Regions from separate parts of the Homo sapiens genome. Here region 2 is linked to region 1. The links are chromatin contacts, found by POLR2A ChIA-PET in ENCODE. All regions are on one chromosome and are shown on one strand. The core of a region is the stretch at or near the end of the contact, and the rest is flanking DNA. Distances in the headings are between cores, read along the strand shown. Region 1 holds the start of LENEP (lens epithelial protein). Region 2 holds the start of IGSF8 (immunoglobulin superfamily member 8).

Region 1 (3,849 bases), core at 647-3,146:
GAGACAGAGTTTCATTCTTGTCCCCCAGGCTGGAGCGCAGTGGCATGATCTCAGCTCACCGCAAACTCTGCCTCCCGGGTTCAAGTGATTCTCCTGTCTCAGCCTCCCAAGTAGCTGGGATTACAGGCACTCACCACCTCGCCCAGCTAATTATTTTTAGTAGAGATGCAGTTTCACCATGTTGGCCAGGCTGGTCTAGAACTCCTGACCTCAGGTGATCTGCCCGCCTCTGCCTCCCAAAGTGCTGGGATTACAGGTGTGAGCCACTGTACCTGGCCTGGCCTAAAGTTCTTTACTCTGGGCATATATCACCTTTACAAAAAGAATCTAGAAAAAAAAAAGAGTTAACTAAGAAGAAGGCTGAGGAAGAGCTGGTCCCAGGCAGGGAGGAAGAGGGCACTATCTATAATCTCCAGGCCAGTGCCCCAAGTGACAAAGGGCTGGGGGATGATAACTGGCCCCCCAGGAGGGGCCAGAGAATGCTGGATGGGAATCCCAGGGAAATACTGAACAGTCCCAAACAGGCTGGCTCTGAGGTTTGGGGGGCTGTGGGTGGGCAGATCAGTAAGCATAAGCACCCCCTGAGCAAGACGATACACATGGCTGGTGTATATCTACCACCGGGAGTAACTCATGGAAAATACCAGCTGTGGCTACCAAGAGGAAGTAAAGAGCCAATTCTGCTCAATCTAGCTGTTTATGTCCTGATAGGGCTGTGTCATGATAAGCCTGAGGGACCTGTGTGGCCACACAGGTGTCTTTCTCTGGTAACTTTGTATGTGAGCTGGGAGCTCTTGTAGCTCATGGGGTCCTACTTCCTTGATGAGCTGGGGACTAGCCTCAGCGCAGTGCTTTCCCCAAGATCCTCAGAGGCAGGAAGCTGCCTGGACCAGGTCTTCTATTTGGGAAAGGGCTGGGTCCTCTGGGTTTCCACACACCCTTGGCCTCACAGATGAAGACCCTACTCAAGCTGGGTCCCCTCCTTACCCACAGATTGAGAGGAACCTGAACTGTCTTCCACCCTCCCCACTCAGGAACCAGTGAGTCAGAAAACCTGGCTTTCAATCTTGGTTCTATTCAGGACAAGCTCCTTCCCTCCCTGGTCTGCACCCTTGCTCCCAGACCGTTCTAGTGCTGACTTTTTCTGATTCCCCTTTAGACACTTATAATCTTGGGCCTCAAGGCCTATGGATTATATTTATAATTCAGTGATTCTCAAACAGGTTTCTTAGGGGGCAGTCCATTCTTGGTACTATGAGGGTATGGTAAGATCAACCATCTGAGCTGGTGGGCTCACTGTGCCAAGCTTGGAGGAGTGCCAGGTCTTGCCACAATCTTACTGGGGTCCTAGCCAGAGCAGTCCAAGCTCCTGCCCACCAGAGGTCCACCAGAGGCAGGGGTTGGGAATGAAGGAGGCTCAGAGATGAGGCAGGTCTGCTAGATGACACAGCTCAAAGCAGGATCCACACTTTACTGTTTACTCATTGTTTATGGCCCATCCTTGGTCAAGCACAGCTGGCTTCAGGAGTCTTGATGGCAATTGGGCTGGGGGCTAAAGAAGAGAATGAGAAGCTAAGGCAAGCTCTGCCACAGAAGCTGCAGCTATGCCTCCTGTTTACTCTACCCTGCCCACCTGAGCGATGCCAGCCATGGTGCTGGTGGGGAGAGGAGGCAGTTCCCTGCTACCATTAATCCAGCAGTTCCTTGATACACCAGCAGCAGAGGAGGATGTAGGCGACTTCCTTCAGGGTCCGCTGGAAGCCCTCCCACCCTGTGCCCATCTTAATGACAGGCACCCGCAGCCCAGTGTCTCGAGGGGCCCCTCCGAGGAAGAAGGGTAGGGTTTGGGCTAGGGGCTGTGTCCGGGGCTGCATGTGGGCAACAGTTCCGAGGAAGGGTGTGGGAGCTGCCTCTAGTGCCTTTTATCAACACTGTCCCCACCCCCTTCAGCCTCATGACTACAGAGACAAAGGATCCAGGGTCTAGCAAAGGGAAGGTTCTAGGCCTGGGAACAGGCTGAGTCAGCCCCTCTAGACAGGGATGGGAGGGTGGGGTTAGTGGGAGGGAGGGCCTGGCCACTCCATCTTTCATCCTCCACAGCTAGGCCAAGGCAGCTTCCCCTCTTCCAGCCCAGGTGGTGCCCTGCCTGATTGCCCTTTTCCCAGTGGTTGGCACAACTCCTGCTTTCGCCCTCTGGTGGGCTCCTGCTGAGGCTGACATTGAGAACCATCAGTGAGAGCTCCTTTCCAGCCTGTTCTGCCCTGCCCCTGGGCCCCTTAGAGTGAGCACAGCCAGTCAGAGCTGGCAGCATTTGACCCACTTCTGCTTCTCCCATCCTCTGGAGCAGGAAGACACAGCTAGAGCAACAGGCACAGTGAGAGGCACGGTTTATTGCCAGGTTATACCCTAGGACGGTGTCCTTCCCTCCCTCCTAGGGTGGGAGGTCATGTGCGGGAGTTCCGCTCCTCTTCTTCGTTCTCCAGTAGATAGGCTGGACGGTATGTGGGGTGTCCTCCTGGGCTCAGGCACTTCAGGGCCGGGTTCCGCACGGTATTCTCCCGACTCCCCAGTGATGTGTATCTGGAGCAGGGAGGGTGGAGGGCAAGCATGTGGTAGGGTGGGCGATCCTATTGGCCCTCCCTATCCCAGCACCCTAAAAACTCCCTTACCCATTCCCTTCCCCTAATACCCTTACCCTCGGTCATACAGGATACAGTATGGGACAAACAGCTGACGCAGAAAATCCCAGATGTCTCTGTAGGTCCAGTCCTGGGAGGTCAGAGTAATAGAATAGTCACAAATGCTCACCTTTCCCACTTCTACCCCTGCTGTCCTGGGAAGGGGCCCATCCATGGCTCTTCTGCTCCCTTGGCCTCTGAGGGAGGGCTTGCTATCTGATTCTCTGGTATAGCTTGCTCTATGTATGCAAAGAGAAAGAGAAGGACTTCATCTTCTCCACTCTCTGCTTTCCATTCTTGAACCACCCTCTAGTGCAAGGGTGGAGCTTGAGGACAGGGAGAAACCGTCTATTTTTTTTTTGAGACGGAGTCTGGCTCTGTCGCCCAGGCTGGAGTGCAGTGGCGTGGTCTTGGCTCACTGCAACCTCTGCCTCCCGGGTTCATGCCATTCTCCTGCCTCAGCCTCCCGAGTAGCTGGCACTACAGGCGCCCACCACTGTGCCCAGCTAATTTTTTGTATTTTTAGTAGAGACGGGATTTCACTGTGTAGCCAGGATGGTCTCCATCTCCTGACTTCATGATCCGCCCGCCACGGCCTCCCAAAGTGCTGGGATTACAGGCGTGTGCCACCATGCCCGGCCCTATTTTTTTTTTTTTTTTTGAGACGGAGTCTTGCTCTGTCACCCAGGCTGGAGTGCAGTGGCGCGATCTTGGCTCACTGCAACCTCCGCTTCCCAGATTTAAGCAATTCTCCTGCCTCAGCCTCCTGAGTAGCTGGGATTACAGGCATGCGCCACCACAGCCGGCTAATTTTTGTATTTTTTTAGTAGAGATGGGGTTTCACCATGTTGGTCAGGCTGGTCTTGAAATCCTGACCTCGTGATGTGCCTGCCTCGGCCTCCCAAAGTGCTGGGATTACAGGCGTGTGCCACCGTGCCCAGCCCTATTTTTTTTAGACAGGGCCTTTACTGTTGCCCAGGCTGGAGTGCACTGGCATGATCATGGCTCACTACAGCCTCGACTTCCCTGGCTCAAGCGATCTTCCCGCCTCAGCCTGAGTAGCTGGGACTACAGGCATTGATCAGCCCACCTCGGCCTCCCAGAGTGCTGGGGTTACAGGTGTGAGCCACTGTGCCTGGCCAGAACTTCCTGTGATGATGGAAATGTTCTG
Region 2 (3,849 bases), core at 799-3,298, 5.1 Mb before region 1:
TGGGCAAGGTACTTAACCTGCCTAACCTCAAGTTTCTCTTCTGTTAAATGACACCACCTTGCAAAATATGCTATAAGGACTAGGACTAATATCCAAAAGGGCCTTCTTGTGTAAGCATTTCATAAATGACATCTATCATTATTACAATTGGTAACATCTTTCATCCCTCAAGCATCATGAAGGCATTAAATCCACTCGATAATTAAATCCATTATAAAGGGAGAGACGTATTCTTCCAAAAGCTTCCCCTATGAGTTTCAGTTTTCACATAGCTCGATATGCCTGTGGATGGATTTAGATGATGAGGTTCTGGAGCAACCTTCTGGATATTTCAAAGTGGGAATAAACAGGCACCTTATTGCCCTGTTCATGGGCCAGTGCTGGCAGTCCTGGGAAGTGAGGGCTGGACCTCTGATCTCCCTTCAAGGCCTCAGTTTCTCTGGTTTCTCCAGGGTTCCTCAATGTGGCTTCTACTGGCAACCCCGTGAGCATCTTCTCAGAGTCAGGCACTGTGCCACGCTTGAGGAATACCATGTCAAGGAAGGTCTGGTCTGGCCTGTGCCACTTACCCTCTCTGGGCCTCAGTTTCCTCTTCTGTAAAGGGGGGTGAGTGAGTGGGAGGGAAGGGGGATGAGAGGGGAGAGGGAGGATGTTGGAGGGTAGAGGGTGGTAAATGGGCTCTGGGGTCACCTCCCACTGACAGCCACTCTGACAGCCTTGGCTTTGCAAACCTGGCCATCTCTTCTCCCCATTCTGGTCTCATCCTTCCTGCCCCTGCCCACTTCCCATCTTTACAGTTCAGGAAGAGACAGAGCACCTGGGAAGGGTGCCTCCTCCATTCTCCCACCTCCAGGGCAAGCCCCACTCTTCCTAGAACAGAGCAATGTTCATCTCTTCCCACTGTCACTGAACATAGAGACTCCTTCACCTAAATGCCAGGTCTAAACTAAGCCTCTTAGGAAGCAGTTCAAATAATAATTCAAAACCTAAAACAAAATAATCCTTATCTCCCATTTTGTGTTAGTTTCCTGTGCCAAACACTTTATGTACATTACCTATCATCACAATAACCCTTTGGGTGATGTGATCAACCTCAATTCAATTTGCAGAGGAGAAAACTGAAGTTGAAGGAGGTTAAACAACTGGGCTAGGATCACCCAACCCAGAAATGACGTCACATGGACGGCCCCCTCTCCTAATCCATTTTTCTTTTGGTTTTGCCCTCTGAGGGGGTGAAAAACAGGTCTCCAGTGACCTTCTGGATCCTGGAAGCGCCCTTCAGCTCAAACCCTTCGCATTCAGGAACTCCTGGCTTCCGCCAACCCCTACTTCAGCAGGGTTTGCAGCGAGGACTATGGCTCAGAGCAAATAACTGAATTCTAAATGCGTGGTCACAGTCACCTCGCCAATCCCAGGGACCCTGCACCCAACTCTCCAGGAAAGGCTGGCAGGTGCGGGGTGGAATGCGCTCTGTGCGAGGGTGGGTGGGAATTTCGATGCGCAGAGGTGCAGTTAGCTCACTCCTGCGGGGGCCTCGGGCGGAGCCAGGGCCAGGGGCGGGGCGAGGCCGGGGTCCAGGGCGGAGCCAGGATTGGAGGCTGACGTTAGCCCTGCGGGGACGGGGAAGGGGTGCGGCTTGGGACTGGGGCGGGGCCGGGGCCCGGGGAGGAGCCAGGATTGGAGTCCGACTGTAGTCCTGGTGGGGCGGGGCGGGGGAGGGGCCGGAACTGGGGCTGGGCCGAGGCCCGGGGCGGATCCAGGGCTGGAGTCTTGGCGGGGCGGGGCGGGGAGGGGCGGGGCCGGGGCGGGGCTGGGACTCGATGCGACTCAAAGGTGAGTTTCGAGGGGCGGGGCGGGGCCGGGGCCAGGTGCGGAGCAAAGGCCGGAGTCTGGCGGGGGTGGGGCAGGCAGGGCCAAGGCTGGGTCCGGGGCGGGGCGGGCCTAGACGGGGCGGTGGAAGGGGCGGTGCCGGGGCGGGCCGGGGCGAGAATGGTTTCAGAACTGCCGAGGGCTGGAGGGAAAGCAGCGGGAGGGGCGGAGGGAGGGGATTCGGCAGCTCCAGTTCAGCTCGCTCGGCGCACCCACGCCTCGCTGCCCCGCTTCCTGCCCTCAACCTGGGCATGCGCCCCCCACCCTTCCGGCCCCCCAGAACCCGCGCCATCCCCCGGAGCCTCCCCAGAGCTGGCCGCGCAGGATGGGCGCCCTCAGGCCCACGCTGCTGCCGCCTTCGCTGCCGCTGCTGCTGCTGCTAATGCTAGGTAAGCCAGGCCCCCGTTCCGGTTCCCGGCCCTGCCGGGCAGGTGCCTGCCATCCAGCACCCCCCTAGCATTTCGGGGCTCCTCACATCCTCCTCCGTCAGGGGTACCTCCAGCCTCCCCGGGGTCGGCGTCCAGCTGCGCTTTGTGGCTGTCCGCCGAGCCAGTCTTGGGAAGAGTGCAGGCTCCCCAGCTCTAAGCCAGGGACTGGGGCGTAGAGAGGACCCACTAAGGTGCTGCCCCAGGCACTGCTCGGCCTCCCGGGGCAGGCCACACATCTCAGCTAGCATACCCACGTACTGGGGTCGCTGCACCAAATGCTGCGACTCCTTTCTGCCCCACACTCAGCTCCAGGCCTGGCCTTGGGTGCCCGCCCTACGAGGGCAGTGCCTGCCCAGCTTCATAATTGCCCCAGAGTTGGCTGGAGGCCCAGAGGCCAGTTCTGCCCACGATCTTTGAAGTAAGTCTCTCCCAGTTGCGCTCCACGCACTTCATCAACTGGGGGCAGTTCCCTCTCTCACCCCCATCTCCACCCTGGGTTGGGTCCCTCTTTGCCCTTCTTCCTGTCTCCCAAATGGCACTTGGCTCTGCAGCCACCCATCAGTTTTCACACCGCTTAGTTCCAGCTTCCTTGCCTCAGGAGAAACCAGGTTCCATGGAGACTGATCCTGGGATCTCCAAGCACCTTGTGCCTGCTGTGGTGGGTGTTCATGGTGGGGTGTTCTGGGCCAATCTTGCATGGATGCATGGGGATAATGACAGTGGAATTGTTTTTGGCCTGAACTGGAGGGCTCCCTGTAGGAGGTGGTCTGGGGAAGAGTATGGCATGGAGACAGTGAAACTGCCAGTACAGATGTTGATGAGGCTGAAGCCCTTGAAATGAGAGTGAAGCGTGGGGGTGGGGATGGTGACTTCAGAGCTGCTGTCGTCAAGGCAGAGGCTGAAGGTAGCCCCAGCTGCCTGTTTCTAGACCAGAGCTCCACAGTGGCACCAAGCAAAGCCTTCCCCTGCTGCAGGTCCCTGGGCCCTGCAGGGTTAGGATGAGTCCTCTCCCTGGTCCCTGGGCAGGTGGCAGGAGGATGTACAGAGAGGAAGGCGCTGTGGGGCCTGGGTTGCCTAGCACTTGGTGTGTTTTCCCCAGTGGGCAGCATGGAGCAGGGAGGAGCCCAGGGAGGTGGGGAAGTGCTGGCCTGTGTTTGAAAAAGGAGCACGCAGAGGTCTGAGCACCCACTGCCTGTGGGCACTTACATTCATTTCACAAATGAGGAAAATGAAGTAACTTGCCCCAGAGAGCACATTTAGTGAGTGTTGGGGCTAGGATTTGAACACAGATCTGATTCCAAAGCAGGCCTCTTTGCTGTCCCTTTCCTTGCTGCGACTGATACAGAGGAGGGGAGAGAGAGCTGTGTGGCAACTGATTTCCTAAGGCTGTGGAGGTGACTTTCCCATGGGCATCTCCAAGCATCAGCAGTTGTGGAGCCAGGAAAATGGGAGGGGGCCTTCTGAGCAGTCTGCCCTGAGGCAGTCAGGGAAGGTGTCAGCTTGGCTGTCTCCACCGTCACTCTGATTATGAAACTTGCCTGGCCTGGGGCAG

Evidence for each region. ChIA-PET counts read pairs that join two places held with the same protein, here RNA polymerase II (POLR2A).
Region 2: POLR2A ChIA-PET joins it to region 1 with 10 read pairs in AG04450. The contact joins the promoter of IGSF8 here to the promoter of LENEP in region 1. POLR2A ChIA-PET finds 5 or more read pairs at or near these places in 2 of 52 experiments (AG04450 and naive thymus-derived CD4-positive, alpha-beta T cell).

Annotation. Positions count from the first base shown.
Region 1 is chr1:154,991,633-154,995,481 of GRCh38, reverse strand. LENEP (lens epithelial protein) reads right to left here and starts at 1,896. Exons shown (of 1, transcript NM_001394530.1): 1 at 1,167-1,896. The coding sequence starts at 1,874. The coding sequence ends at 1,689. It overlaps FLAD1 (flavin adenine dinucleotide synthetase 1), which reads right to left. Exons shown (of 7, transcript NM_025207.5): 6 at 2,696-2,769; 7 at 2,371-2,580. The coding sequence ends at 2,445.
Region 2 is chr1:160,096,818-160,100,666 of GRCh38, reverse strand. It overlaps IGSF8 (immunoglobulin superfamily member 8), which reads left to right and starts at 2,048. Exons shown (of 7, transcript NM_052868.6): 1 at 2,048-2,258. The coding sequence starts at 2,195. RefSeq lists a silencer at 1,464-2,293 and enhancers at 2,860-3,386, 3,387-3,849.